2 separate regions of the Homo sapiens genome follow, and region 1 is linked to region 2. Evidence: chromatin loops called from intact Hi-C (ENCODE). Cell type or tissue: endothelial cell of umbilical vein. All regions are shown on one strand. Links, peaks and the distances in the headings refer to the core of each region. The heading gives the core; the rest is flanking DNA.

Evidence for each region. Hi-C counts contacts between places; a loop is a spot of excess contacts. Peaks named below come from ENCODE experiments on the same cell type or tissue, not always from the same donor. Only the 100,000 strongest peaks of a DNase experiment are listed, where the experiment ranks them.
Region 1: it touches region 2 in a loop (5-fold over the local background); 2 of 110 quality-filtered maps call a loop at or near these places.

The regions. Positions count from the first base shown.
Region 1 is chr2:4,494,892-4,510,641 of GRCh38, forward strand. No RefSeq gene overlaps it. Among named protein-coding and RNA genes, the nearest start is that of LINC01249, 150 kb to the right of the region's middle. In endothelial cell of umbilical vein, for the core only: no CTCF peak of the experiment used is centred there; DNase peaks (open chromatin) are centred at 6,860 and 7,540; H3K27ac peaks cover 2,092 bases.
Region 2 is chr2:4,414,154-4,429,903 of GRCh38, forward strand. No RefSeq gene overlaps it. Among named protein-coding and RNA genes, the nearest start is that of LINC01249, 230 kb to the right of the region's middle. In endothelial cell of umbilical vein, for the core only: no CTCF peak of the experiment used is centred there; a DNase peak (open chromatin) is centred at 7,448; H3K27ac peaks cover 1,196 bases.

The sequences.
Region 1 (15,750 bases), core at 5,450-7,949, 80 kb after region 2:
AAAAATATGTTTCTCGGTATCACTTTTTTTTCCATATTTTTCATTTTGGTAAAATACACATGACATAAAATTTACATATAAACCATTTTTAAGTGTAGAGTTCATTGTTATTAATACATTTATAAGACTGTACAATCATCAGCATCATCCACATCCAGAACACTTTTCTTCATGTGAAACTGAAATTTTGGACCCATTGAACACTGACATTACCATAACCCATTCAACATTATCCACTCCCTGCAGCTCCTGGCAACTGCCATTCTACTTTCTGTCTCTATGATTTTGACTTTCTAAGTACCACAAACCAGTGAAATTATACAATATTTGTCATTTTATATTGGCTTATTTAGATTGGCTTATTTCACTTAGCATTATGTCCTCACATTTCATCTGTTTTGTAGCATGTGTCAGAATTTACTTCCTTTTTAAGGCTGAATAATATGCATTGCATGTGGATAGCACATTCTGCTTATCTATTCGTCCCTCAATGGACACTTGGGTTGCTTCCATGTTTTAGTTATTGTGAATATTGCTGCTATAAACATGGGTGTGCAAACATATCATTGAGGCCCTGCTTTCCATCCTTTGGGGTGTATATCCAGAAGTGGAATTGCTGGATCCTATGGTAATTCTATTTTTTTTTTTTTTTTTAGTAACTGCCATACATATTTCACAGGGGTTGCACCATCTTACATTCTCACTATGTGTGCATAAGGCTACTCCAAATCTTTGCCAGCACTCGTTATTTCCTGGGTTTTTGTTGTTGTGGATAGTAGACATTCTAATGATTGTGAAGTAGAATCTCATAGGAGTTTTGATTTGCATTCCCCTGGTGATTAGGAATGCTGAACATCTTTTCATGTGCTTATTAGCCATTTGACTGTCTTGTTTGTGGAAATGTCTATTCAAGAACTTTGCTTGTTTTTAAACCCCTTCAGTGAGGTATTTTCATATATTTATAATACAGTTAAACTGTTTTTGTCACAGGCTACATTCCACACTTGGATGGCCCCAACATCCTAATTTTTCTTAAGTTGTATACATTAATGTTGAATCTTTGCACTATAAAGTTCTATGGGTTTTGACATATGCCTAATGCCATGTAGCCACCATTACAGGTTCATACAGTGAATATTTTCACTGTTCTATAAAATTCCCTGGGCTTCACATATTAATCCTCCCTACCCACTAACCCTTGGCAATTGCTAATCTTTTTATCACCCCTATAGTTTTTCCTTTTTCAGAATGCCTTGGAAATGGAATCATTTATATATACAATCATAAACTAGCTGCTTTCATTTGGCAAAATGCAGATAAGATTCACCCATATCTTTGTGTGCCTTGATAGTATTTTTGTTTATTGCTAAATAGTAGTTTATAGTGAGGGTGTGCCAGAGTTTGTTTATTCATTTGCTTAAGAATATCTTGGTTGCTTCCAGTTTGGAGCAATTATAAAGCTGCTATAAACATTCATGTGCATGGTATTGTGTGAACATAAGTTTTCAAATCAGTTGGTAAATACCTAGGCGTGTGATTGATTGCTGGATTGTATGGCAAGACTATGTTTAGCTTTGTAAAAAGCTGCCGAACTCTCTTCCAAAATGTACCTTTTTGTATTCTCATCCACAATGAATGAGAATTCCTGTTGTTCTGCATCTTTATCAGCAATTGGTGTTGTTTTTTAATTTTAACCAAGCTAATAGATGTGTCTTCTATTACTGTTTTAATTTGTATTTCCCTAATGACAAATAATTTTAGACATAATTTCTTATGCTTGCCATCTGTATACCTTCTTTGTGAGGTGCTCATTCAAATCCTCACCTAATTTATAATTGAGTTTTTGTTCTGAGTTTTTATTAAGTTATTACTGTTTTATTTAGTTTGAATTTTTTTATATATCTTAAAAACATCACCTTTGTCAAATGTGTTTTGCAAATATTTTCTCCAAGCCTTTAATTTGTTTGTTTTTTTCTTGCCTTTTCATTATCTAAACAGTGTCTTTACCTAAACAAAAGTTTTTAATTTTAATAATATCCAGCTCACCAGACACAGTGGGTCACACGTGTAGGCCCAGAACTTTGGGAGGCTGAGGCAGGCGGATTGTTTAAGCCCAGGAGTTCAAGACCAGCCTTGGCAACATGACAAAACCCCATCTCTACAGAAAATACAGAAATTAGCCGAGGGTCATGGTGCAAGCCTGTAGTCCTAGCTGCTTGGGAGGCTGAGACGGAATAATTGCTTGAGCCTGGGAGGTTGAGTTTGCAAAGAATCGTGATCCTGCCACTGCACTCCAGCCTGGGGGATAGAGTGAGACCCTGTCTCAAATAGAAAAAAAAAAAAAAAGAAAAAGAAAAAGAAAAAACTAGCTTATTAATTTTTTATTTAATGTGCATTGATTTTGATGTTATAATGAAGCTCATAACCAAACCCAGTCTTTCATATATTTTCTCCTGTGTTTTCTTCTAGTTTTATAGTCTTGCATTTTACATTAGTTCTATGATCCATGTTGAGTTACATTTGTGTTTAAAGTTTAAGTTTTGTGTCTAGGTTCAACTTTTTATTCACATAAGCATTGAAATGTACCAGAACCATTCACTAAAACAAAAACAAAAACAAAAACAAAACCCTAGACTTTCTCAATTGAAATGTCTTTGTGCTTTTGTGAAAAATCACCAATTTATTTATGTGGATTTTTGCTGGACTATGTGTGTATTTCTTCACCAATACCCCACTATCTTCGTTACTATGGCATTCCAATGTCTTTAAATAGGGTGGTGAAATCCCCTAAATTGCTATTCTTCAGTATGTGTGGATTGTTCCAGGTCCTTGCCTATCAATTTGTTGACATCTAGAAAATAGCTTGCTGAATTTTGATTGGGATTTCATAGACACTATAGTTCAATTTGGGAAATAGTGACATCTTAACCATATTGAAAATTCCAATCCATGAACACAGGATATCTTCTATTTAGATATTCTTTGATTTATTTCATTAATGAGTTGTAGTTTTATGAGTACTGTTCTTGCATATATTTTGTTATATTTATACTCAAGTATTTCATTTTCCGGTGCTACTGCAAATGGCACCAAATTTTTAAGTTTCAAATTCAAATTGGTCATTTCCAATATATAGGAAAGCAATAGACTTTTGTATATTTGCAGGCACTAGTGCTGAGACAAGATATTTTGTCCTTATTTCTGATTTTAGTGAGAAACTATCTAGTCCCTCATCATTAAGTATGACGTTGAATATAGGTTTTGTAGTTCTTCAAGTTCCCTTTTATTATTCATTTTCTGAGAATTTTTAATGATAAATAGGTGTTTGATTTTCTCAAATTATTTTTACTATCAATTGAAATGATTACATGATTTTTCTTCTTCATCCTATTAATATGGTGAATTCCATTGATTTTTTTTTTACTGTTGAGCCATCTTTGTATACCTTTGTATACCAAATCTTGCTTGGTAGTGCTATATAATTATTTTTATATGTTGTTGAATTTGGTTTGTTAATATTTTGTTGAGGGTTTTTGCAGCAATATTCATAAAAGTCATTTTGTCTGCAGTTTTCTTTTAATGCCTTTATCTGATTTGGGTATTAGCATAATGCTGGCCTTATAGAGTGACTTAGGACATGTTTTCTTTGTGATTTTCAAAAGAAAAGATTGTAGAGTCCTGGTTAATAATTAATGAGAATGTTTTTCTGTAATTAGAAAAATTAGAATTTGGATATAATAGATCAATAGTGGGGCTGGGCGCAGTGGCTCACACCTGTAATCTCAACACTTTGGGAGGCCAAGCTGGGCAGATCAAGAGGTCAGGAGATGGAGGCCATCCTGGCTAACACGGTGAAACCCCATCTCTACTAAAAATACAAAAATTAGCCAGGCGTGGTGGCAGGTGCCTGTAGTCCCAGCTACTCAGGAGGCTGAGGCAGGAGAATGGCGTGAACCTGGGAGGCGGAGCTTGCAGTGAGCCCAGATCGTGCCACGGCACTCCAGCCTGGGCAACAGAGCAAGACTCTGTCTCAAAAATAAAATGAAATAAAATGAAATAAAAATAAAAAATAAATAAATAATAGATCAGTGGTTCTCAAATTTCACTTGATAGTGAATTAGATGGGAAGATTTAAAAAACATACCATCCTCCATCTCAGAGGGAACTAATCCAAATTTCTGGAGTGGATGCTAGGAATTAATATATTTTAAAGTAACATCTCAAATCATCCAATATGAAGACAAAGTTAGATATTCATTTTTAAAGGCTGAACTGATTGTTCTTTAAATCTTAACCACCAACAGGACACATTCTATGACTTAAAAAATTCCCAGTGAGAAATCTAGGAAATACCAGGAATGAGTAGATGGTTAGTGATATTGCCTTCACTAGGGAAGACATCTTTGGTATTTTTCGATTTATATCTTCAACTGGAAAATATTTCTACATTTCTATTTGTTCTTTGGAAGAGAATTTCATTCTGGTGGGAAGACAGTTCCTTACAGACGGCATTTCTCTTAGTCCCAGAGAGGGTGGGGAGAAGGAGAGAGGCAAACATGCAAGGCCTTTTCACCGGCAAGGCTTTGTGCAGGCTTCAGGCAGTTTCCTCCTGAGCTGGAGAAGTGGAGGAGGCAGGAGAAAGGGTGAGTCATCCATGCCTCACTGGAGCTGAATTCACCTGGGTTATGAAAAGTGGCCTTGCCTTAACAAAAGAACATCCTCTGTAGGCTGATCGCCCCTAGGGATAGCTCACTTGGACTTCTGGTGCATTGAAGGACCTTGTCAGGAATCATTCACACTGATCACATTGTACCAGGCCTCTCAGTCTTCTATTTCTAGCTGCACCTTCTCCCTGACATTCCTCCTACATATTCACAAGGCAAACTCTCTGTTGAGTGACAGGAGGTGCTCCACATCCCTCAGAACCCAGGCAAGCTGCGCTGGAAGAGCCTTTTGTCCGCTTTCAGCTGTTCATCCAGCAGCACTTGCCAACCAGATGATACAACAAATGCTCAGATTGTTAGTGACTGAGTGTAAATTGTATTTAGAAAAATTAATTGTGGGCTACATTGTTTTTTTAAATAATCATATGTGCCTTTTATTTTTCATTATTATTGTAGCTATTATTTTATTATTGTTTCTTTGTTTTGGGGTTTTTGTCTTTTGTGGGGCTATATCATCAAATTAAAGTCTGGCATGCAAAATGGCGGGGGAATACATGCAAGAACTCTGTTTTAACATACACATATTTCATCAGAGAAAAGACTCTAGTCTCTTGTTAAAAGGAGTTATTAAGAGTTTACTGGAAATGCAGCCATCTCTGATGGCTGAAGTCAACCTGGAAGAATCTTTTGGAAGAAGATGCATCTTCATATAGAGACTTATTTGTGTCATAAATAATGGCATTGACGACACACTGGATTTAGGATGAAATAATGATATATAGAAGCTTTTAACAAACATTACACCATAAGAATAATTGTTTTCCAAAAGTACCCTTATTTCGTTATGTTTCCTGGTCTATTACCTATCCCCCATGCTTTCTCCTCCATATTTTACTCTCTTTTTTATGACTTTACTCAAATATGGATTAGATCATGGACTGTTCATGCTCATTCCTTAATCTTGTCCAGTGACAGCGCATTAAGCTTAGCCTCATGACGACACTATTTAATGACACTGTTCTGCTGTGGAGAGCAAATGTTATTTGCTCTTGTTTTGTTGAAGAAAATAACCCCTGTGTTTTCAGATTAATCTCCTCATGGTTATATGGGTATATATGGCCTTATGGCAGTTTGGCCATGTTGCTAAAGCTAAGCACTGGATCCTGATTGCCCACCATATTACTTATAGACACTAGGACAAATGATTCAAATAACATTGTTAAGTATCAAAACTATGCATCACTTTTCCTAGCGTTTCTTAAACCCATGCATTACTGCAAGTGGTCTGTGCCAATAAATGAAGCTGTTGCTGACAAGGGAGTTATAAAAGTAACTTATTAACACTCATGTTAGAAAATTCCTGTTATGTATTAAAAGTAAGCCCAGAGTTTGATTATCTAAAATACACAGACAGCCAAAGAAGTAATGTATTAGCTGTTCTCACCTAAAATGAAAGCTTTACTTAAGTTTGGAAGTGCTCCTATCTTCAATGACATCCCTATAGGAGGACCCCCCACAAAACCCAGTCTTCTGCCTGTAGTGTAGGTAGAGGCGTGGAACACAAGAGGGTGACAAGACAAATGATCATTCATTTAGACACAGGATCTTCTTCCTGTCAGCTTTCCCATAGAGGAACTGGTGTGGGGCAGCTCTGCCTTCATCATCAGGGACAATGGAGCAGAGGCTAATAGAAATATTGGCAGTGATGTCCCAGAGGGGTCAAACATGAGCCAAGAAATCTTCAAAAATCCACTTTGAAGAGCCTATCTGTTATGGGTTGCATTGTCTCCCCCAAAAAGATATTGATGTCTTCACACTGAGGACCTAGGCTACGCAGGTGACCTTATTTGGACATAGGGTCTTTGCAGACGTAATTAGTTAATATATAGCCATTAGTGTTTACCCTAATCCAATATGACCGAGTTCTTATCAAAAGGAAAGATTTTGATGCAGAGACCCACACAGGAATAATGCATGTGAACGTGAAGGCAAAAATTGGGGTGACACGTCTATAAGTCAAGGAACACCAGAGGTTACTAGCAAATCACTAGGAGCTAGGAGAGTGGCATGGAACTGATCCTTCCTTCCCTAGCACCTCCAAAGGAAGCACAGCCCTGTCAACACTTTGCTCTTGGACTTCTAGCCTCCGGAACTGTGAAACAATACATTCCTGTTGTTTAAGCCACTCAGCTTGTGGTACTTTGTTACAGCGGCCTAGGAAACTCATAGGCTATCCCAGCTTACAATTTCATGACTCCATGATAAGCCTTCTGCTTTAGGGTAGAAAATGTTTCCCAAAATATGTTCAAGAGAAAGGATATGAATCATTAATCAAGTTCACTCAGTCTATATTTCAAACTTATTTGATTTAGGGACTAGGATATATTTTATTTGTCTTTGAATAACAACTACCTAGTATTTACATATATGAATGATTAAAAAAACTTATATCCAAAACATGTAAATAATTCCTACAAGTCAAAAATTAAATACAACTCTTTATTTTATCTTATATAAAATAAAATAATGGACATACATCTCTGTGTTCACAAAGAAGACATACAAATAGTAAGCTATAACAAGATATGAAACATCATTATTCAATAGGGAAATGTAAACTGAAATCACTATGAGATAGCACTATGTGGCCATCAGAATTGCTTAAATTAAAAAGACTCACAACAACAAATGATTGCAAGGCTATGAAACAACCAGAACTCTCATATATTTTTAGTGAGAGTATAAGTTGTATAACCACTTTGGAAAAATGTCTAGCATTTTCTTAGAAAAATAAACATACACTTACATTATGACCCAGCAGTTCTACACCCAGACATTTCCTCAAAGGAAATGAAGCATACATTCACAAAATTACTTGTACATGAATGTTTAAAGCAGCTTCATTCAAAATAGCCAAAACCTGAAAATGGCCCAGGTGTCAATCAACTGGAGAATGGATGAATACACTGTAGAGTGTTTCTATAGTGGAAGACTGCTCAGAAACAACAAAGGCTGAGTACAGGTACACAAAACCCATCTGCTGAGAAAAAGAAACCAGACACAGAAGCATATACGCTGTAGGGTTCCATTCATAGAAAGTGCTAAGACAGGCGAAACGAGTCTTTCTTTAAACAGTCAGAAGAGTGGGGAAATGGGGTGAGCATTGACTGGGAGGGTTCCATGGCTACTTTGTGAAGTGACAGCAGTGCTCTGAAACTTGAGCTTTGGTTACACAAATGTGTGCATCTGCTAACTTTTAATGAAGGTACATTTAAGTTTGGTTCATTTCACACAACGTAAATTTTACTTAAATCAGCATAAAATATTTAATTGTAGTTAATGATACAGATTCTGAAGTGTTTAGGGGTGGCATATACAGGAATATGCAACATATTTTGAAATGCATCAAAAAACAGAATTGATTAATGGCTCATAAAAAGGCAGATAAGTGATAACGCAAATAGAGCACACGTCTGCTGTAGAACCCACGTGGGGTGTATTTGAGTTTTCAGCGCATCATTTTCCAACTTTTCTGTATGATGAAAGATTTTAATAATCAGATATTATATAAAGACAACTTCAATTTTGAGACATTAATGTGCCGATCAAAATTGTTTCCTGATAGTAAACCCCTTACGAGTGGGAACAGTCACCCCACCTCACGTTGGCTGAGTGGATATAAGCAGATGCTTCCAGGGGTCACCTCTCGGCTAAGCTCCCCCAAAAAACATTTTATTTGGCCTGTTTCTTGAGTCCATTGCCTCTTTCATTTCTTCACTGTTATCCCTCATCTCTTTCATTTGAGTAAAATTGTGATAGCATAAGATGCTGTCCTGCCTCGCAGTCATGTGAAGAAGAGTCCCACTGGAAGTGTGGTGGAATGGGAAGGCGATAGAGTCTTAGGGAACACTGCAGAGGTCCCTTTTCAGATCCGGACTGCTCATCTTCATTCTCCTTGTAGGTTACAAATAAAATAAAGGTCTTGCTGTTTTAAGCATGCTTTCATTTACCACTTGTTAACGAAAATAACAAGCTTAGATTTTGGAATTAGTAGAGGGGAGGAGAAAGACAGTGGGAATTGAGGATGCAACCTTCCCAGCTTAGAAACCTGAGATCAATTTTGGTCAATAAAAACATTTTTGGAAACTGTAGTTTGTGATATTTGGGCACATACAACCAAGCACCAACTGTAACTACAGAGTGAGGATAACTGGTAGGAAATACAGAAGGTATGGCTATGTTGGCTGCTGCATGCCACCTTCGGTAAAGTCCTCCCAGTGAAGAAGCATGAGCTTGGTGTAGTACTGTCAGCCTTCAAATAGAGACAGGGAGAGTTTCTGGGTTATTCTCTACCTGCAGTCCAAAATCTGTGTTGACTGAGACTGATTTTCTGTTTGTTTGTTTTTAAAATTTTAATACACTTTATTGCATATATTTGAGGTTTGCAATATGACGTTTTGGGATACATTAGTAAAATGGTCATAGTAGTGAAGCAGATTAATATATCTATCACCTCAGTTACTTTTTGTGAAAACAACCTATTTGTTTGCAAAAATCCCTAATACAATACAATTCTATTAACTTTAGCCTTTGTGTTGTACATTAGATCTTTAGAATTTGTGTTTCTTAAATTCAGATACTTACAGACATTAAATTAGGGATAGAGGAAACAGATAAATAATAGTTTTGCATCCTGTGACTGCTATATAATCCAATTATGAAGAAAATACACCAGTTCTGGGCTTCACTTTTCTCCACTCATTTTCAAATTCACACATTTTTAAATATTTCTTATCTATCAAGCCTAAATCAGACTGTCAAATCTAGTTAAACTATTACCTAGCATGAGTTTCTAAATCCAGACTACATGATTTAAAAAGCCAGTTTTTATATCCTAAACTGAAACTTGCAAATGCTGTAGCTGAAAAGCAACCATTTTAGTAGTAGATAATTTTGGGGTCTTAGGCCTTTTTCAAACACCTCTCAATTAGAATCTGCAAGACAAAGAGAGAAAATTTTCCACCAGGTCGTGATCAAGGATGTTGTTATTTCTCTAGATACTATTGTTTTGAATTGCCTCAGAACACAGCCCATAATTTAAGGGAGGGATAAGGATAGACCACAGAGAACTGCTGCTGAGATTAAATAGTACAATGATCTGATGAATATGCCTAGACAACTTTGGCTACAGTTACTCCATGTAGAATTAATAGGAAGTAGATAGACATGAATTCCGTGTTGTCTGAGAAAAGCGCATTGCCAACTCCAAACAGAGCATCAACAACCTTTTTCATCATCCACTGAGAAATCCCGTAATGCCCTAAATTTGTACCATAGAAGTGGGCTGCAAAATGGTACATCTTCCAGGAAGGATATTCTCCCTGGGGCCCACCCCACTCTGTTCATGGAGAAATTTAATGTGGGCAATCCACCCAGAAGGCAGAGCTGTTGGGTCATGAAGAGCAACAAAGGAGAAAAATGTCCCATAGATAAAACCAAGAGACTCACCTCTCTGTTAGGGCAAGGTACTTACTATTCCTTTTCAGATGGTCTTGACTTGTGCTATGTTCCAGGAACTGCTGTGTTGCCCTTTCTACCCATCCAGACCAAGAGATTATCTTGTTTCTTCTCCATTATTGTATGATGGGTATCTTGTGCCAATTGATTATCAGATGGTTAAGAGACACATCTTACCTTAGGCAGAGGACCGTATAATTCACAGAAATGCTAGACTTTGGGGTGGGTGAGACTTTGTGGTCATTTCCCTGGGGGAGTTAGGAAGCGTGTTTTAAGGATGTGTATGGATGGGAAAAGTGCAGGTATGGATGTTGGATAGACCAAAGAATGGACTGTATCAGATACTGACACTTGTCCAGATGATCTCAATCCCCTTTATTTCCAGCTAGTGGAACTTGCTTTGAGCAAGGTAGAAAAGTGCTCAGCCAAAACTATTAATTTTCCTTCTCACAGTCATGCACTCTAGTCTGGTCTTCCCAAGGATATATGTAAATGAACAATCCTTCTGAAGAGCCTTTGAAAAGGAATAGATGCAATTTTCTCTTTTTCCTATACCCTTCCACCTTCTTTCTGCTTAAAATGTGGATACAATGTTTACAGATAGAGCAGCCATTTTGCAGCAAGAATATAGAAAAATCAAAAATATAGGAGGAAAATGGGTCTTTGGTGAGCTTGCAGAGCCATTGTGCAGGTCCTTGGGGCTTGTCATAGCCTTTTCTTATTGCATGAAATATATGGAATCTTTGCTTATTTCAATTGCTTTGGGATATTTGTGTGCTTTCAGTCTGATTTAGTTCTAAAATAGAGGAGAGGCAAGCTACTTCATCTCAGAGTTTATATCTCAGAAAACGAGTGCAGGAATGGGATAAGAATAGGGAGTAGTCTTACCAATACTGGTTAACAATTTAATTTTTATCCTTAGTAAGAAATTTGCTTATTTCTCTCCAATTGAAGAATTTAGTTTTTTTTTCTTCTAAGACCCAATCTAGAAATTAATATTTCTGCTAAAATCTTTGTATAGCTTAGCGAAAATACATAGAGATAATTGAAAGTTCAAAGAGAGACAAAAATGTAGAATTATGGAAATAGTTTTAAAAAACGTTGTCAGACAGCATGTAACAGGCAATAGAAATTTATCAGAGACCACTGGCAGGAAATAGCCATTTTAGCAGAGTTGATGGAGGGTATTTAAACATTTAAACTTTGCATAACTGAATTTCTTCTGAATATTTCTGATTTCTTCTAAATCTCAAGGAAAACTTCTGATTTTCCAGGCCCTTCTGTACTCCCTTTCGTCTGATGCTGACTGCTTTGGTCATTGGAAGTCTCAAAGATTAGAGCATGGAAGGAAAGACCTGAGGGTGTTTTTCTCTGTCTGTCTCGGAGACATATCTGGTAGGGGCTGTGTGTCTCTCGTCTGCCAAGCCAGACAGGATTACCACAGTTGTAGCTGCCCTCAGGTTCCAGCATACTTCTTTTATCCTTTCAGCCTGGAGGGGAACATTATATTAATGATGTTTTCTGACTGTTGTATTATCAGTTCTATTTGGCATCTTTGTCTTCTGACACTTGTGTAATGCATTCTTTCTATTAAAGCCTCTGTTAAATTAGGGTGTCTTTTATTTTTCTGATTGGAATCTAGACATCCCAGCCACAGAAACGGTGGCTCCACAAGGGAGCTGGGCCTCTCCAGGTTGGTAAAAAGAATGGAGGAAGGTGGAGGCAGAGACAAGAAAATAGTTTTGCGGGCAAATGGATCCCATGAAGGGGGCAAAACTGTATCTCACATTGATTTAAATAATATGACTAGACCCACCCAGGGCCTAGTCTTGCCTATCAAGTAAGTTGCTTCAGTTTCCAAGAAGTTGAGTGTTGAGAATGTCTTAAGTTTTCTCCCTAGTAGTCCTGAGGGAACAAGAGTTTCTCTTTTCCGGGTAAGGCAGAAATGGGGCCTGAAATTTTTCTGCTGAGAGTGTAAATCCAGGATCAGAATACGTGCACGCAGTAAGAAGACTGAAACTCACATTATAATGAAAGAAAAGAAGAACCATCCAGATTGGACCAGAAAATATAACATTATCCGAGCCAAATGCATTTAAAAAACTAAGTTCAATAAAAATATCTTTAACATAAAAGAATTCAAAGGTAGACTATTACCTTCATTAAAAAAGTAGTGGCTTTATTGAACTATTATATATTGTTCTCATTAGTGACAGTGAGATGTTCCTTCTTTCAGAAAATGTTGTCTTTCCCCCATATTGTCAAAAATCGATGTTTAGTTTAGATAGAGCCTAACTAACCATTGCAGCCACTATCCCTGACCCCTCTCAAACACTTTATTGGACAAAGAAACAATAAGACAAAACAAAACAAAACCTCAAACCTCCACAGTCTTCTCTTATTTTACATTCTCTAGGTTTAATAATCCTACATTTTCTTTGGAAACAATAAAATACTATGTGAATGTGAGCAGGCTAGTTTTATTCTCATTTCACTTCGCATTTGTGTTGTTTGGTTTTAGGTCTAACAGGTAGACTGCAGCTCTACAGAAGGAATATTGTTTTATTTTACTTACGTGTAGGATTGAGCCTAATTCCCTTTCAGCTAACAGTGTATTAAGTGGCTCACAATAAAACAAAGGGTCAATAAGGGAGACGTGCCACCTTGAAAAGAAATAAAACTGCCATTTCCTCAGAAGACTTCTCTTATGAAGGAGGAAATAAGATCTTAATTGGCATCCAAACTAACAACAGCTGAAAGCCCTAGAGCCTGAGCGTAATTAGACCTCAAACTGAATTAGCTGGCCCTTTCCTGTGGCACTCAGAGGCAACAGGTGCCCCAGGATTTCTCCTCGGCTCCACTTCCTTGTTAATGTTCCCAGGTTGCAGGGGAGGTGAAAAAGGGATTAGATTTCCCTGGTAACTCTCATCCTGCAGTATGGATATTTTAGAAACCAATTATGCGGATCTCCCTGGGACACAGCCTTGGCTATAAACATCAGTCTTCTCAGGCCCTGAGTCAGGATGTCGTCCATCGATACAACCATCCATGGTATGTGTGTTAATTTTGGATAAATCACAGACCTAATGTTTTGGTTTCTGTGCTAAGTAGACATTGGCAGGTATTATTTCACAACAGTAAGAAAAAATGACCATTAAGAAAAAAATTATGCAGGGGAAGTTAATATTCAAGGCAACATAGCTTGTCATAAACCATGGCTATTGGCTGTGTTTTAGGCAACAATAAGAAATGAGACACACCAATTCGAATCTTTGTGATGATGAAGGCTTACATATGGGTGAATATATATTCCTGAAATAGACAGAAATTAACTGGCACAATGGCCAACATCCGCTAGAAAATATCAAGAATTGGTTACACTTCTAAAACTGTATATTGGTAGTTATCTTTTGAACAAAATAGAGCAGGTTTCAAATGAGAATGATTTTAGCTGTCTTGAAGGTTGCTGTAAGCTTTAGAGGAATTCATGTTTCAGAAGTATCTCATACAAAACCAGGCAGAAAGCAAGTGCTCAATAAATGTTGACTCTTCTCCCCTAAGTTATAAAGACAAACCTAAGTGGGAGTTTATCTTTTTTTTGTTTGTTTGTTTGAGATGGAGTCTTGCTCTGTTGCCCAGCTGGAGTGCAGTGGCGCAATCTTGGCTCATTGCAACCTCCGTCTCCCGGGTTCAAGTGATTCTCCTACCTCAGCCTCCCAAGTAGCTGGGATTACAGGCACCAACCACCACGCCCAGCTAATTTTTGTATTTTTAGTACATACGGGGTTTAGCCAGGATGGTCTCGATCTCCTGACCTACTGATCTGCCTGCCTCGACCTCCCAAAGTGCTGGGATTACAGACATGAGGGGAGTTTACCTTATAGGGACTGTAGTGGGACAGCACATACTCATGGGGACAGAGCCTGAGCAAGCACCTTAGTCAGATAAAACAGAGTGGCAAGGAAAATTAATTGTTCTGAGAAAAAGTCCACAACGACAGTTAAGATGCTAGAAATACAGATCCTCCCTTCTTGCCTTGTGCGTGGAATTTAGACGCCCACTTGTGTAACAAATATCCACATTTATTCTCGAACTATGTGAATGTGCTGCACCTTTGGTTTAAATGAATATGTGTCAAATGAGTTTACCACCTCAGTTGCAATTTATGTAATTTTTCCTCCTAATTTTCTTCCATTTATCTCAAGCTGTACAACAGAATCTGACCCAAACCACTGCAGCTGCAGCTCCTCCTGGGCTGGTGGAGGGCATGGGGCCCTGGATGCTCTCCCTGTTGTGTACAGCCTAAGATGGTAGCTGAAGATCAGAACTGCTGGATTGTCTGTTTTCCAGTGTATTTGTTGGCCTTTACCATACAGTGGGTCTTCTTGATTAAAAAATGTTGGCTCTAAAAGCTCGTAGGGCAGGCTTGGTACAGCATTTGCCGACCAGAGTAGCTGGTGTGATTCAGTCCAAACAGCTTCAGAAAGACAGGTGTGTCTCCTCCTTCTTCCTTGTGAACCCCAAAACTCCTTCCTAAAGACTTCCAGCTGCTGTATGTAAGTGACCACTTGAATGAGTTTCTTTTTAAAGGAGGAGAAAAGTAAAACAAACATCTTGTAAGTAAGACTAAGTACCAATGGTGCATGCAGGACTGTGCAGAGTAAGAGAGGTCGTCCTAAAGCAATACTCAGCTGGTGACCATAAAGTCTGAGTAGCTGTTCATCTCCTCCATGAAAGGATCATTCTCTTAGGGTAAGAATTGAGCAGTAGGTGCAAACAGTGGCTTTGATGCTGGAGGACAATTGATGATGCAGGTATCATTTTTCTCATATTGAGGTAGTCAAGGCCTATGACTTCCAGTTGGCTTGGCTTTTCTCTTGGTATTACAATGGCAATCAAGGTTTTACACAGATTGTTACAAATATAAATCATTGAGTCCACCAGCAAAAGAGCCCTCCCTTTCCTTCTACAGATGCTGATTGTAAGGTCTACAGCGATGTGACTAGAACCGTAGTCCACAGACTTCTGCTACGGCATCCCGCAACTACGATCGTCCCTCTGCCGAGAGATCAGCCAGCTAGCCAAGTGTAAGTCTATCACATTCCTAAGCACATGTTTCTTTTAGCTCACAGTTTTTCCGGAGAACAACACTTCGGTGGAGGAAGCAGTGTGTTGATTTCCTTGAGTATATTGTACTCGATCCTTATGTCTGACAGACTGGCACTTGGAGTAGCAGCGATCTAGAGGGTTTAAATGTCTAGAAGTAAATTACCTAGGAATTAGTGCCAAAATTGCCAGTAGAACCCACATGTCCTGATGCTCAATCCATTGCTTCTCATGTTCTAGTACATTGTCTTTCAATGATGTAGTACAAAACGTGTAATATTCTAAAGAGCAGTTATACATAATTTGGAAAACTTTTGGAGCTTTAAAACAGTTTATATTTTTTTACCCTCACCTTTGAAGGCAGGTTGACATTATTTTTATTAATAAGACTGAATAGCTGCTGAGTAATAGACAACAAATGTCAAATAAACAGGGAAAGAGATAGAGAATGTGTAATGGAAAG
Region 2 (15,750 bases), core at 6,451-8,950:
ACTTAGCAAATTCTTTTAGATGCATAAATAAATTACTTAATACATTTTTGCAGAAAAATTAAAGAGTTACATATTTTTGAGCGCCATTCGATTTGAATGCCATTTTAAGCATGTGCCACACACCCACATGTATATTTTAGTGGGGAGAGCTGATCCTGAGTCTTTTTCTTGGATTTTCAGAAACAGAATGACTTCTCTGGAAGAATATTTGACAGGATCTTAGTGGGCTGATAAATGTTTATACCGGCATTCATTCTATAAATGTTTACAGAGAATCGGAAACATGACGGGCAGTTGTGCAAATCTCTGAGGATATAAATATGAATTAGACATTTTCTCCAGTCTAGTGGTGACAAATGGTGACAAATATGTTTGTTACTATGGTAAGAGAATGCAAATTGTTGGTTCAAAGAATATTTAATGGCTAACTTTTAGGAACAGCATTTGATGACACAGCTTTTAATAAGTGACAGGAACTGAAAATAATCTGAATTTCCACTAATTTCCAAACACTGTTCTTCACTATTTAGGTTGATATTTGATAGATGGTTTATTGTAAATTAAAAAAAATGCAAAACTCTAGCCATCCTTCTTTTTCACCATTTTGATGGATGTAGTCTTTCTAAGGGCCCAAGAGAAATAATGATAAGTAAATTAGACCCTGATGTTACTGTTAACAATAAACATTTTTCCAGTCATGTTAAGTGGTTGCTAAGTATATAAAGCTAATTATTTCATGAACTGGTGTCCATCAGAGATTAAATTGTAGTTTATCTTCTGCCCACTCTCTACTACTGCAAGAATTCTCCAAGCAGCCTGATCTAAAAGCAGCCACATCTGTGGAGATTATTTGTGTAGTGTTAGTACCAGAATATCATTTTGGAGAACCTGAATTCTGTTGCTAATTATTCCAAGTGTCCACTTTCCCTTGCTTGTGTTGACCTGATTAATGTGTGGCTCTTTACCATTACATCTCAGAGAAGAGTATTTTCAAATAGGAGAAACACCAGCAGAGGTGTCTGCAGAAGACACAGTGCTGAAATATTCATACTGTTGAAGAGATCATCATAAAATGTTCACCTGGCCCCAAGAGCTGCCTGAGTGAGATTTCCTTGTGTTCAAGTTTACTCCCTGGCACTGCTGACTGATTTGGGACCCCAGGCAGAGTAATTAAAGCAAGTTCTGGATCTCTGTGTAGGAACAACGAGATTGCTTCTCCAACTCTGATGGCTATCAAGAGGGAGAGGAAAACACAAAGAGAGGAAATTAATTTACACACTAATGAATTTTTTAATTAGTATTTTAAAATCCAAACTTCAGCAGATTTCCCTATAGGGAATGGTATAGAATGATCCAGGTAATTAGCAGGAGTGAAGGTATTAAAACAAACTTATGGATATAATGAGATAGAAGGTGTTTGCAGGTCAGTAGCGGCAATCAAACTCAGGATATGACGCTTTGAGGAGGAAACACAGGTTGCTGTTTTCCTCACAGAAGAAATAGGGACCATCACTAAATTTAAAATAATAAATTACATAATAAGGTATGTACCTGAAAGCATATTAAAATGTTCTTTGAGTATAAATTGGCCTTTATTAATATTTTTAATTCGCTATAGGTTACAAACCATAGTTTTAGGGTATAATTTCCCAGTAAAAATGAAAAGTGAAGCTAATGTTTCAAGGATAATTATTACAGTTTTCTCTAGGTGTGATGATGATATGCATAACAGCACTTTAAAGAAATAATAAAGTCTTTGTGTTTATTTATTCATCAAGTATGGTTATGTCTATAATTGCCTCATATGCCAAAAAGGGGAATGAAATTCTGAATAGTATGCGTCATAATGAAAGTGTGTCATATTCTCTTTTGGAAGATTTTTTTTTAATAGAAATGAAAATACCTATTTTATATGTATCCTAAATCTAACTATCAAGGATGAAGAATAAAACATTCAGAAAATAAATTTTAGGCACAGAAGAGCCAAAGGAACTATTTTGCAGTCTTTACCAAGCTACAATCACAAAAGGCCACTGATGCCAAGAGGGTAGTCATGATTTCATTTAGGTTGCAGTAACCATGGTCAGTCATGGAGGCTAGGAAAGTCCCCAACAGGTCCTTCAACCACTGTCATTGTAATAACATTACTATTGTTAAGGACTTCTCAGTCTCAATGAATAATCTCTTAGTGCTCTCCCTGCTTTCAATCTTTACATTTCTGAATCTGTCCTGCATCTTGTTATCCACCCAGACTTTTAAAAAATACTATTTAAATGATGCCATTCTACTGCTGAAAATAAACCTTCATTAGCCTATGGAATCCATCTTTTTTTTTTTTTTTTTTGTCCTCATCCAAGCCTTCAGTGATCTGACAGCAATCTGAATTTCTAATCTAAGTGCTGACAACTTCCTCATTGGTACGGTTGAAAGCAAACTGGATGTGCAGTGTCTGATTCCCAGACCTTCACTCCTTGGCCGAGTGCATTTGGGCACATCATTCAGATATGACAATTGGATCCTCTGTTCCTGCATCTGCCAGATGGAGATCCAAGTGTGAGCCTTGCCTTTCTCCTTTAATACGTCTCTTTTGAAACTGATCATATACTGCAGCACATTTTCGGTATTTGCATTTTTATCTCACTAAATATTGGAGTCTCTGTGGTGATGGAAATTTTATTTTTCATTTGTTTTTCCTTACATGACATGTAGCATAATTATTTACATGCATTAAAATTATGGATGAAATAAATTAATTAAAATTAACTATTCATTAATATTTCTTTTTTATTATTATCTGGGGATTTCTGCAGAGGAGCAACCCTTTGTAAACATTTTCATACGTGTCCTGTAATATCTAAGTTGTATTTTAAGAAAAAGGCATACTTTTTATGCAGTGGAATCATAGAACGAATTTGTTTTCACCAAATTTGAGAGTCAAGAAAAGTATGTTTCATAAGCAATGCATAGAGACTGTTTCTCTGCTTCTAAATTCTGGATGGGCCTGGCTAACAGGGAGCTCTCTGCTTTTCCCACTGGTGACTTCTTCTGTTCATACAAGATTTAAAGAGACATTCTATTCTAGGCTAAAATCTCAGAACACAGGACTCCATTGATTTCTCAAAGTGTAATCACCAGCAATGTCTTCAGAGCAAGGACTGCCCCTGTGTAAGCAATCTCCGCATCCGAGCTACAACGCTCAGAAATTCAAAGTCAACAAGGTAATAGAGGAGTCCCCACTTTCAGTCCAGTTCCTTAACTCTTACTCATGCCTTGCAACACACACACAGAAACACACATGCACACACACATACACACACACAGACACACAGAGACACACACAGACACACACACACACAGACACACACGCAGAGACACACAGACACACAGACACACAGACACACAGAGACACACAGAGACATACATACACACACACAGAGACACACATGCACACACACACAGAGACACACACACACAGAGACACACATGCACACACACACACAGACACACATGCACACACACACAGAGACACACATGCACACACACACACAGACACACATGCACACACACACAGAGACACACACGCACACACACACACACACAGAGACACGCACGCATGCACACACACATGTGTTTTATTTCCTCCGCAAATGAATTTACTCTTCTTCCCGACATGGCCCCTTTTCTACCAACTTACTTTACCCCCTCCCTGCCCCTTCTCTCAGCTATTTTAAAAGCAGTGCCGATATTTGGTCACCACTATGAGAACACCCAGCAACAGAGAAAGTTTCCATGGAAAAGGCACATTTACTTTCTTAACAGCCGTTACCAAAGTACACACATCCCCATGGCTCACCCTCCACGGGAGAGAACCTGCCTGTGTGCTCAACACTGCTCTTCATATTATATGTTTCTTTAGAAAGAAATTACTGGGTGTATACCCAAAGGAATAGAAATCATTCTTTCATAAAGACACATGCACACGTATGTTCATTGCAGCACTATTCACAATAGGAAAGACATAAAGTCAACCTAAATGCCCCTCAGTGGTAGACTGGATAAAGGAAATGTGGTAGGTATGTACCATAGAATACTACGCAGCCATAAAAAAGAATGAGATCATGTTCTTTGTGGGAACATGGATGGAGCTGGAGGCCATTACCCTTAATAAACTAACTCAGGAACAGAAAAATACCACGTTTTCACTTACAAGTGGGAGCTAAATGATGAGAACACTTGGGCACATAGAGGGGAAAAACAGACACTGGGGCCCACTTGAGGGTGGAGTTTGGGAGGAGGAAGAGGATCGGGAACAATAACTAATGAGTACTACGGTTAATACCTGGGTGAAAAATAATCAGTACAACAAACCACCATGACACAAGTTCACGTATATTACAAACCTCAACATGTACCCATGAACTTAAATAAATAAATAAGAACAGTTGATTTTGGTAGAAAATTGGTCGGGCACGGTGGCTCACGACTGTAATCCCAACACTTTGGGAGTCCGAGGTGGGTGGATCACCTGAAGTCAGGAGTTCGAGTCCCTCCTGGCCAACATGGTGAAACCCTGTCTCTACTAAAAAATACAAAAATCAAGCAGGCATGGTGGCACGTGCCTGTAAACCCAGCTACTCGGGAGGCTGAGGCAGGAGAATCGCTTAAACCTGGGAGGCGGAGGTTGCAGTGAGCCTGGGCAACAGAGCGAGACTCTGTCTCAAAACAAACAAGCAAGCAAACAAACAAACAAAAGAAAGAAAATTAACTATTTCTACTATGGTTTATTTTCTGTCCCCAAGTACCTGAGTGTGCTTTTTTCTTCCTCTGAAACACACTTCTATATGTCCAAATGTGCGTAACTCAGGGCTTCAGGCTATTGGAGTGACTGATGGGCCATCTTTCCTACTTGGCTTTAGCATGCTCTGCTCCCTGAAGTTCAGCGAGTTAGAACACCAAGAGGCAAATTATCTTTCCTCCTCTGGGACGCTGGGTAAAATCTATGTACTGGTCTGGCCATGAGATTTGATTCCCTGAGTTCTGGAGGGCAGAGGGGGCAGAAGCCGTTCATTCCCTGCCAGTCCTCCACTCGAATCTACAGAGAAACCTGAAACTAGAAGCTTCCAGCTGTTTCTGGACCTCTGAGTAATGGGTGCAATTCAGACTCTCTAAACCTCAGTGTATCCATAAACCTGTAAGTCAGGGAGGTGGTCGCTTCGGCTTTCATTTCTTCAGACTTCACTATTTCTATGTAAGCACCCAAATCACTTATGAATTTTTTTTCTGCTTTAAATGCCTGGAAGAGTTCTCCTTTCTTGATTGAATCCTGACGGACAGAGCCAGGCACTTCTTTCACATAAACCCAACGAGCTGGGCATCATCCCTCTCTTTTAGTGTTAGTCGTGCCTGTTGCCACCACATCTAACTGCCTTATCTTGGTTTACTGTAAGCTCTTGAGGGCAGGCATCTCGTGTCTTTATTACTAAACTTCCTGTACCCAAGGTCTGACAAACAGGTGCTCAGTGAGGACAACTCCACTGCAATTGTGTGGCTTATACTGGGCACACAAAATTAGAATCCAGGTCTATCTGATGCTATAATTTTTTCATATACCTAACAACACAATTTCCCATTAAAAATAATCTTCAGGTTTTGTTTGAGGATAGGTTAAAACAAAAATGATGATCATTCTCTCAAGCACAACACATTCGTCAGATGGTACCGATGACTAATAAGTCTGATGATGTCTTAGCATATGGGCCAAATGCTGAAAAACCAATAGAGCTTATGTTTGGGTTACTTCTTTAAATGTATGTCTGTCTACTATGGTACAATTACTTTCATATTGTAATGTATTTTTCAGGTAATAGTGCATTTCATAAATAAGCAGCTTCAGAAGCCCTTTTCTGGCCTTTCAGGGTGTAACCCTGCCCTCCAAAAGAAGAAGGGGAAGTGTACCCTTCCCATCCCTTCATGAGGAGAAAGGGGTGAGAGCTCGACCTTGATGGTTTTCCATTTGGAGTAAAGCTGCAGAGAAGCCTTTCTCAGCCGATGACATCCTGACCTCCTAGTGGCCTCCAAATGGCATTTCACACACATACACTTGGGGGAGAGAAGTCCCTTTAATACCGGAGCTCAGTTTAAAAGTGAAAGCTGCCACCTCACTTAAGAGTTCACCTTCCTATCCTGCTGAAATTTTCTGGACCCCATACTTCTTTATCTTTACATGTTTTTAACTTATTTTACAGTTAATATAGGAAATATCTTGTCAGTAGATTTGAGTCGGGTAATTTAACTCAATGACACTTAATCCATGTTTTAGAGGAATTAGAGCGAGAAAAGAGAGGAGCAAAAGCATACCTCCCAGCACACATTAAAAATTAATTTTATCTTTGTAGATGAAGAAGGGAAATCACCAATAAAATGGACTAGGCTGGACGCCAAGACAAATCTTTGCTGCTGACACCACTTCCCATGAATTAAAATATTATCTTAGGTTATTTATCCAGGTTTTCTTTAGGAAATTAAACCACAGCAAGACTGTAGAAGCCTAAACAGCAAGAAAAAAAAATCCATAAGTATTACAAATATCGAATATTTACTATATATTTATATTACTGTATTGTTGATTCTTTCATTTTTTAAATTATAATTTTATTTGAATTATCCTATTGTCCTACATTAAATCATCTACATGAGAAATTCCACTACAAAAGTTACTCACAGTAAAGAATTCAAATCATTAATATGCTTAGAAGCTACAAAAATCTTAACATCTAAAATGAACAGAATCTCTTAGAAAGTTAAAGTATTTATTTTCTGTCCTTTTATAGAATAATTCTATCATTATGCATGCTATTTGTGGAGCATGTTATTTGTGGGGCATTTGTGGAGCATATCTATTTTGCTCGTCACCTGTCCTGGAAACTCATTTGACTTCATATTTCTTATGAGAGCATTCTGAATTATCTTGGCCATCATTCAGATTTCTTAAAAATTGTCTACATCCCACTTGTCCTATGATGTTTCAATTCCTGACTGTGCTCACGCATCTATGTGCCATGTTCACCCTTCCTTTCTGCCCTTGTCAGACCATTCCTTCTGGCAGTATGTGCCTTCTTTTCCCTTTTGTAGATTGGGCATTCCAAATGGGTCACCTGAAGTCCCAGGGAGGCCCTGATAATAATTTAGTGGACTTGCATATGTGTTTGACTTTGTTTCATTGAATTTGAGGTCCTTCCACATTGAGAAAGCACTCTTTGGTACAAGACAGAATCTGGACTCTTCTAGACTTTCCATTTCCATAAATCAGGCCATTAGACACATTGGATGCTTGGTCCTTTTGAAAGAATTTGCTTTTGAAATGCCTGATCTGTGGCCTTATGAGGCTTCCTTCAACAAGACTTCCATGACCCCTTGGGCCCCTTGGCTCCTGATCATCCCTTTCTTTTCTATACCCCCACTTATGTTGTTTTAACATGTGTTCTATTGTTCCATTCTTCTAAGTCATTTCTGCAGTGACTCAGAATGTCCTTTCAGTTCAAGACCTACATCTTACTTCCTTGTTGTCATCACAAATCTGTACCTTTAACTGTGAGGGATGTTAATATTCTAACAGTGAGTCTGAAACAGAACTGAGAAAATCAGGACAATTTGGAATTGCAGCAGGGCACCTGCCCAAAAGTAACTCAGGCTTTTGTCCCAGGGTGTGGTCTGGACTGAGCATTATTGTCCAAAAACTTGGGGATTTAAAGACGTGATGTTCTTGTGTGGGAGGCTTACCAGTGGGAGTCACTGTCTGGGTCGTCCAGGGTTGATCTGAGTCAAGTGGGGGCAAAGCTGGGGTTACAGCACGCCATTCGGTTTGGAACAAGATCACCAGTAGAAAATGGGGAAATGAATAAAATTTCCCCCATATCTTGAGCAGAGAGGTCTTGTAGGAGCTATCCAGGCTAAGGCCTCGGCTCAGCTTTTATCCCAGTGGAGAGTCAAGGAAGATAGCGACGTGGACAGAAAGCTCTCACTACCTGGGTTTAGGACATACAGCTGGTAGGCACTTGGCCCCCAAGGCATATTCAGGAAACACCTGCTGGTATTATCTTGGCACCAAAACCAATTGGAGATACTAGTGCCCACAACAAGTGCCCAGTGCCTTGTGCATCTGCCAGCTTGCATAGTCTAGGCTGATGGGGCAGGCTAAGGGTAGATTGTAGGTTGAATGGGTTGTATGCTATGACTTCTAAGAGGCTAGGAATAATAATAAGTGATAAGTTCATAGTTCATGAAATTCTGATTAGCATCTTATAGGAGCTAGAAAAGCATTTACTGATTGCTTTCATTTTCTCCTTTTTAATTAAATTGTGTTTCCCTAGCATTTGCTGAATGTGTTTTTGTTGCAGGCATTCCAGGTGATCAGGGTTCAAAGATACAACAGGCAAAAGCTCTGAAAAACAAAACAAAGAACATTTTAAAATTGAAAACTTAAGAGTGGGAGTTGGAGACATAAAAAGAGAATATATCATGGCACAGTGCATGGAGCAAATGAAGAAATCACTTTATAGAAGAAAGAAGGGTTTAACTCGGGGGGGTGTGTGTGTCAGGGTAGTGGACAACTGTCAGAATGAGTCCTGGAGGAGACATCATATGAGCTGAGCAGAAGAGTGGCAGTGTCTGCACTGGATTTTGAAGTCAAAACAATGGTTGGATAGGCAAATGTTGCAGGGTGGAGAAAGGACATGAATCTAATGAAGGAGACCATCAAGCACGAAGGCTCAGGAACCCGGGAGCAAGAATGGAACTGAATGCAGCCTAATGTTGCTGTGAATTCAGGAGCAGGCTGGCAGGTACAGGAGGTAAACAGACACAGATGGGAGCCACTGAAGGGCAGGGCCCTGCTCAGACCTTTGTCCTAGGAAAAGAGTGCTAATGGCAGTGGGAAGTTCCCTTGAGCCTACAGGAGGTAGTTACAATATTGTGATTTAAATAGGAAGCCAACCGCAGATTTTCAAGATGAAAGCATCGTGAGCATGTGCCACTGAGACAGGTGTGCTTATAGCTTTCGAGGTTGAGAGCCTGTGATGAGGAAGACAGTGTGACCACCGTGGACAGTATCACAGGACGGTCTCCTCAGGACAGAACCCGAGCTGCCTCCTCGCACGTAGAAAGGGGGTGTCATGAGGCCAGGGTTGGCCGCATTCTGAGTTCTGGTAGAACCTACTCTGCACAGCCACAGCAGGCGCCTTGGCTCTCCCACCAATAATCATAAATGCATGGATCTAGCAAACTGACACGCACCAACTACAACACATCCTTGAGCCCCATGCCCACGCTTTTAAAAGCAACTTGATGGAAATACCTTGCACATTCTAGAACTTGGTACTCATTACAAAATTATGCCATGCCCTTGATCTTCAACTTCTCTGTGAGGTAGCCTGGGAGGGTTTTTCTTCCCATTTGGAAACGAGGCAGCTAAACTCCAGAGACCTCCAGACAATAGACCACGTCCAGCCCTCTGGTGATAGAGGAGGATTTATTCCAACCCCCTGGCACTCCTTGCAGCTTCGTTGAACTACATTTTCACTGCCTTGGTGAGTGACCTGACCAGAGGGTTGTTCTATCTCCGTCCAGCCCCACAGCCCCCAGCTTCACCCCTTCACCCCAGTGATTCTACATTGACCACCCGGGGTGTCGAGAGGAAGAGGACCTGAGAAGAAGGCCACTTTGTGATGGAAGGTGTCCAATATCCCACTCTGTATTCCAGGAGAGGTTGGGTAAAGCGGGGGAGGATGGAGCCACCTGTCGCTTCCAGCACATGCTCTCTCTGTCCTCTTTGCAGCAGGTATGAGCTGCCTTGTTGCTGACAGTGTGTAATTGGATGGAGGACGCATCATTTCTCCTCTTTCAAAAGATAGATCACTGTTCCCTTCCAGCTAAAATGGCTTCTGCTCCTCACTTAAAGAACAAAATTCACCAAACATGCTTCAAGACATCAAAGCTCTTCATGCTTCTCTGAGGACATGCAATAATCAGGGCAGAGGTGACCTAACTCACGGCTGCTCTCTGTGGCTACTAGAACCCCTGGAGGGCGGAACAGCCCTTCTGGGGAAGGAGCATTCAAAGGTTCCACGTAACCCTCCCCCTTTTTAATTGGGCAAATTACTGCAATTGTTTGGAAGCAATTAAGAGAAAAAGTGTCTCTTCAGCATATTCTAATATATAACTAGATGACAATGTCGCAGGTGAAAGGAGAGTGAAGGCTTGGTGCATCGTGATTGTCTGGAGGGACAAAGCGCACTTCAAGATTCAGTAGTGCCCCCTCACCCACAGTTTCACTTTCCAGGGTCTCAGTTACTCCTGCCCAAACACAGTCTGAAAATATTAAATGGAAAATTCCAGAAGTTAAGAATTAATACGTGTTAAATTGCATGTTTTTCTGAGCATCGTGATGGAATCGTGACCCATCCCACTGTGTCCCACCTGGGATGTGGCTCCTCCCTTTGTCCAGTGGATCCACACTGTTTACACTGACTGTCATTTAGTAGCTGCCTGAGTATCAACTGTCACGGCACAGCACTTGTATTCAAGTCACCTTCATTTGACTTAATTTTGTGCCCCAAAGCACAAAAATGGCTATGCTTGTCATTGGGTATGTCAAAGAGAAGACTTGAAGTGCTTGCTTTAAGTGAAGAGGTGAAAGTTCTCAACTTAATTAGGAAAGAAAATATTGCTATGCTTTATGTTCAAAAAGAATCATCTATCTGTGAAAATGTGAAGAAAGAAGAAATTTATGCTGGGTTTTACTGTTGCACTTCAAACTGCGAAAGTTGTGGTCCCAGTGTGTGAAAAGTGCTTAGTTAAGGTGGGAGAGACATTACATTTGTAAGTGGCAGACATGAACAGAAATGCATTCTTAATGGCAGCAGTGGGGTTTGGTATTGTCTGCAATTTCAGGAATCCTCTGGGGGTCTGGAAATGTATCTCCCTCAGATAAAGGGGGAGTGCAACACTCATTGCAATATGTACCCCACTTAATTATGTGACATACTGGCCAGGTGCAGTGGCTCATGCCTGTAATCGCATCACTTTGGGAGGCTGCAGTGGGCAGATCACCTGAGGTCAGGAGTTCGAGACCAGCCTGGCCAACATGGTGAAACCCTGTCTCTACTAAAAATACAAAAATTAGCTGGGTGTGGTGTCAGGCACCTGTAATCCCAGCTACCTGGGAGGCTGGAGGCGGAAGAATTGCTTCAACCTGGGAGGCAGAGGTTGCAGTGAGCCGAGATCATGCCATTGCACTCCAGCCTGAGTGACAAGAGTGAAACTCCATCTCAAAATAAATGAATAAATAAATAAATAAAAATAAAAATTCTGGGACATACTGCACACTGCTCAGCCTTTTCTGGAAAGACTTACATCACTCTCAAATATTTAAGTACTCATAAAATAAAATGAGGGAAGACTAAAATCTCGTGTGTATTTCTTGATGTTTTTCAAGCTCTTGGTCTAGTGTTCTTAGATTTTGAGCTGAATGCCTAGAAGCTTTTCATTTCTTATATCTGCATCTATGCAAGAACAAAATATTCAGGCACATGGCAACACTTTCAGCTTACTAACATGGAATGGTTTATTGCACATTGCTAGTGTGCTTAAACAGCCATCTATTTTTGCCAAGATATATAACTCTGAATGTGGCATTTAATTTATTATTTTTTTCTTTAACTGCTAAAATGCCAAGAAAAAAATGAAAGAAAGGAAGAGAGGAAGGGAGGAAGGAAGACAAGGAGGGAGAGAGAGGTAAGGAAGGAGAGAAAGTGAAAAAGAAACTTTTGACCAGTGCTGCTGGTCAAGAAATACAATATAAAAATGGAATTTGAAATGGAAAGCCATAAATTATAAATGCTTACTGTATGCTTTTAAAGCTTTGCCCCAGATTTACCATGAAGATACGTGGTGAAGATTTTTAAGAAATAAATTCTATGTGGAGGGCAGGAAGAGCACAGGCTGTGATGGGATCCTTTGGCCCCTGCCCAGCCCTGTGTCCTGGAGCTGCCCTTCATCCCTCCTGCCTTCAGGAACTCAGCACCCCCCATTCTGGAGAAGGGGTTACAGTCCAGTGGGAGCATCTTGAGCTCCTCACACCAGGGGCCAATGCCTGGCACGAGGCTCAGAGGCTGCCCCTCACCTCATGGGTGAGGCCGGCCCTGGGGCCAGCTGTCCTGCAGAGTACCCCCCATTATGCCAAAGTTAGACACCCCCTGTGCCCACATTTTCTGATGTTCTGCTTGGCCGCAGCACCTGCCCCGTCCTGTTTGTCTTGCTGACTTTTTCCTGAGAGCTCTTCCCTCACTAGACATAGGAACAGAATGACCATTTTCAGATAAGGCCCTGCTGCTTACAAAATTATTAGAAGATATGACCCATCACACACATGCTTTAAAATGCATATGGATTAATCAGTCTCATCTCTTAGTGAATCTGCAAAGACCAAGGTGATTCCAACCCATTCCCCTTCTCTTTTCGTTTTCTACCTGCCTCCCCATTTAGAACCATGAATGTAGGGGCTTTGTGCCTCACCCTCTGGGTTGTCATTTTCATTCCTGGACATCTGCTATAAACTCCTCTTGTTCATTGCAGGATTATAGTAAAATTTGGATCCTGTGAGTACAATTATTCTTTTTCCCAAGTTTTGCTGAATACACAGTACACAAATGAATACTTCAGCTGAATAATTTCCTGCATTCTTCATTATATCACAACAAAAGATAAAATATATTGGAATAAAATTTTACAAAAATCACGTATTCAATCATTATTGGACTTTGCAATGGGCATTCAACACTAACAGCAATAGCAAATACGGAAGTTTGGGTGTGGAGTTGACCTTGTGACTTCTCTCCAGGGCAGCTTTAAGCCCTTCTGACAGTTGGATAATTGGCCCTTTTATTTTTAATGTCATTATCCTTTATCAAACAATCAGACAAAAGAAATTATTCTTTAATCCAGTTTGTGTTAAACACAGTTTGCTGTACATCCTTCTCCTTCAAACCCTCTCTACCGCATTCAGAATTGTGGGTGTTTGTGTATGTGTGTGTGTGTGTGTGTGTGTGTGACAGAGTCCTGCTGTGTCGCCCAGGCTGGAGTGCAGTGACGCCATCTCAGCTTACTGTTAGCTCAGCCTCCTGGGTTCAAGCAATTTTCCTGCCTCAGCCTCCGGAGCAGCTGGGATTACAGGCAGAATGTGTTTTAATTACCCAGATTGAAGCATGAACCGTGACACTTGGATCAAATCTGGGGCCAGATTCTTTCCATTCTTCCATTGCAAGATTTACTTCTTCTTTCATTCTTTTCTTCTGTGCTTTACTTTATGAATCCTACTGTCTTCAGTGTTGACTGTCTTAGTTCATCCTGCCAGAAGCAAGCTTTGTCTTTTTGAAGAAGTTTTATTAGAATGTCTACATACCTACCTACAGCCTTTTAGAAAATGAAGGGCGTGTGAAGCCTCCAGTGATGTTGCCTGTTTCTGCGCAGCCTTTTCCATCGCAAGGGCATACGTATACTCTGCTATTATACCAAACCAGACTGATGGACTGCCTTTCCTCGAACTTTTCTTGCTCTTATTTTGGCTCTCTCTCTTACATGTAATACATAATCCTTTCCCTCCTCGTATTTTAACATCAGCTCACTTGGGTGAGCTTAAACATCACCTTGTCCTAATGTCTGCAGCCACAAAGGATGTTGTGACCATCTCTTTGGCCAGGCTGGTCTCGAACTCCTGACCTTGTGATTCACCCACCTTGGCCTCCCAAAGTGCTGGGATTACAGGCGTGAGCCACCGCGCCTGACCAATTATCTCTCTCATAATCTTAACCCAAACTACAAGCATGTACTCACACACTGAGTCCCACTGACTCTTCAGTATTGTATTTACTTAGGCATGTGTCTCTCCTTATTTAAGTATTAACTTTCTGGGGACATATTTTTACTTCATCTGATCCCTCAATTATAGCATAATTCCCACACACTAAAAGTACAATTAATGTTTTCATATTTATGGATCCTAAACCTAAAACTGCTTTGTGAGAGATTTTAGTAGGATATTTGCATTAGTTAGGTTTTTGTGCCTAACACCCTATCCCAAAACTTAGTGGCTGCATAACTTAAAAATAAACAATCAAAGAGACGTTAAGTGCTTGGTCTGGGACCACAATAATGAGTCCCCGCATCAAGCTCCTGATGCTTATATTTCTTTGCCAAACTTTTTTCTAAAAATTAGTTGTTTAGACATCTTATTATTATTCCCACTCTCCTTTTACAAATAAAAATAATTAAGAGTTATCCTTTATGTAATATAAGTCCCCAAATAGGTAGGGGCAGTCTCCATGCCCAGAAACAGGCTTTATTTTTTTTTAATCCTTTCTCTTCATCTCTTAGCTAGAAGCTTTTGCCTTCTTCTTGGTGTATTAGATTCTTTTGTTAAATAAGACTCTTGAGAGATAATTATTACAGCCTCCAACCAGACTTCTGGGTTTACTATTTTCTACATATAAGACGGGGAAAATTAAAACTTTTGCTTCTGATTCATTGCCTGTAAAATAAAGATAGTTATAATACTTGCCTTATAGGGTTATTTTAAATATAAATGAGTTATTACATGTAAAGTGTTTCAAGTAGTGCCTGGCACATAGAGAGCCTTCAATAAGGGTCAGCTATTACTGTTATTACTACTACTATAATAGTAGTAATAGTATTACAACTGCAACTGCTATTACTACTACTACTACATTTGCTACTTACAACTGTATTTATTACCTTCTAAATACAGAAACATAATAGCACATAAAATGTGAACATTCACATTTTAAATTATCTTATATTTTTCATCATATTAATATTTTAAAATGTAGATAATTGATTACTAAGGATGAAACATTTTTCTCTCATATCCTTACCAGATGGTTTTGAAGAAAACAGAGGCCGTAGAGGTGGTTCATTTGATCATAGCTCAGAAAAGATGGGTTTTGTAATTCTACAGCTGAGGTTCAAATCCCAGTTTGATATCTACAGGCCAGGTTAGCTTCTCTCTCTGTAGGAGTCTTGCTTGTAAAACTGGGTTAAGAAGAAATTTAGGTGAAACAGTGGACATGTAAAGTGTCAGGCATAGGGTAGTTATCCAATTAATCACACCTACACAGAGCACGTGCTCTCCCTCTCCTTCTCTCTGCCCTTGAATATGTGCACATATCAAGATGGTAGCTGCCAGGACAAGAGGGGAGGCCTCAACATCAATCTTGCCTGACTTCCACCTTGATCTTGGACTTCCCAGTTTCTTGAACTGTGAGAAATAAATGTTTGTTGTTTAAGCCTCCCAATCTATGGTATTTTATTATAGCATTCCACCAATACACAGAGACAATGCTAAAACAAGGGTCTTTATGGATGTATACACTATTTATTCTATCTTGGAGGATACACACCTGGAAGACCGGTTGAATCAGAAGGTATTTCTATATCAACGATTTTTCCCCTGGAGAAGGTTGACCAGCAGGCACGTTACACGTCATACAGGACTTTCTCTTTCCCCGCATCTTTGTCTCCACTGATTACAGATCCACAATCTCTCACTCAAAATTAAGAAACCCTAAAAATTCTGAGCTCACAGAAATTTTTATGATTCATGTGGTCAGCAAAACCTGAACTGAATTTTTGTGAGATAAGTTATATCTTTGACTTGTCTCACTTACGAATATGAGAAAT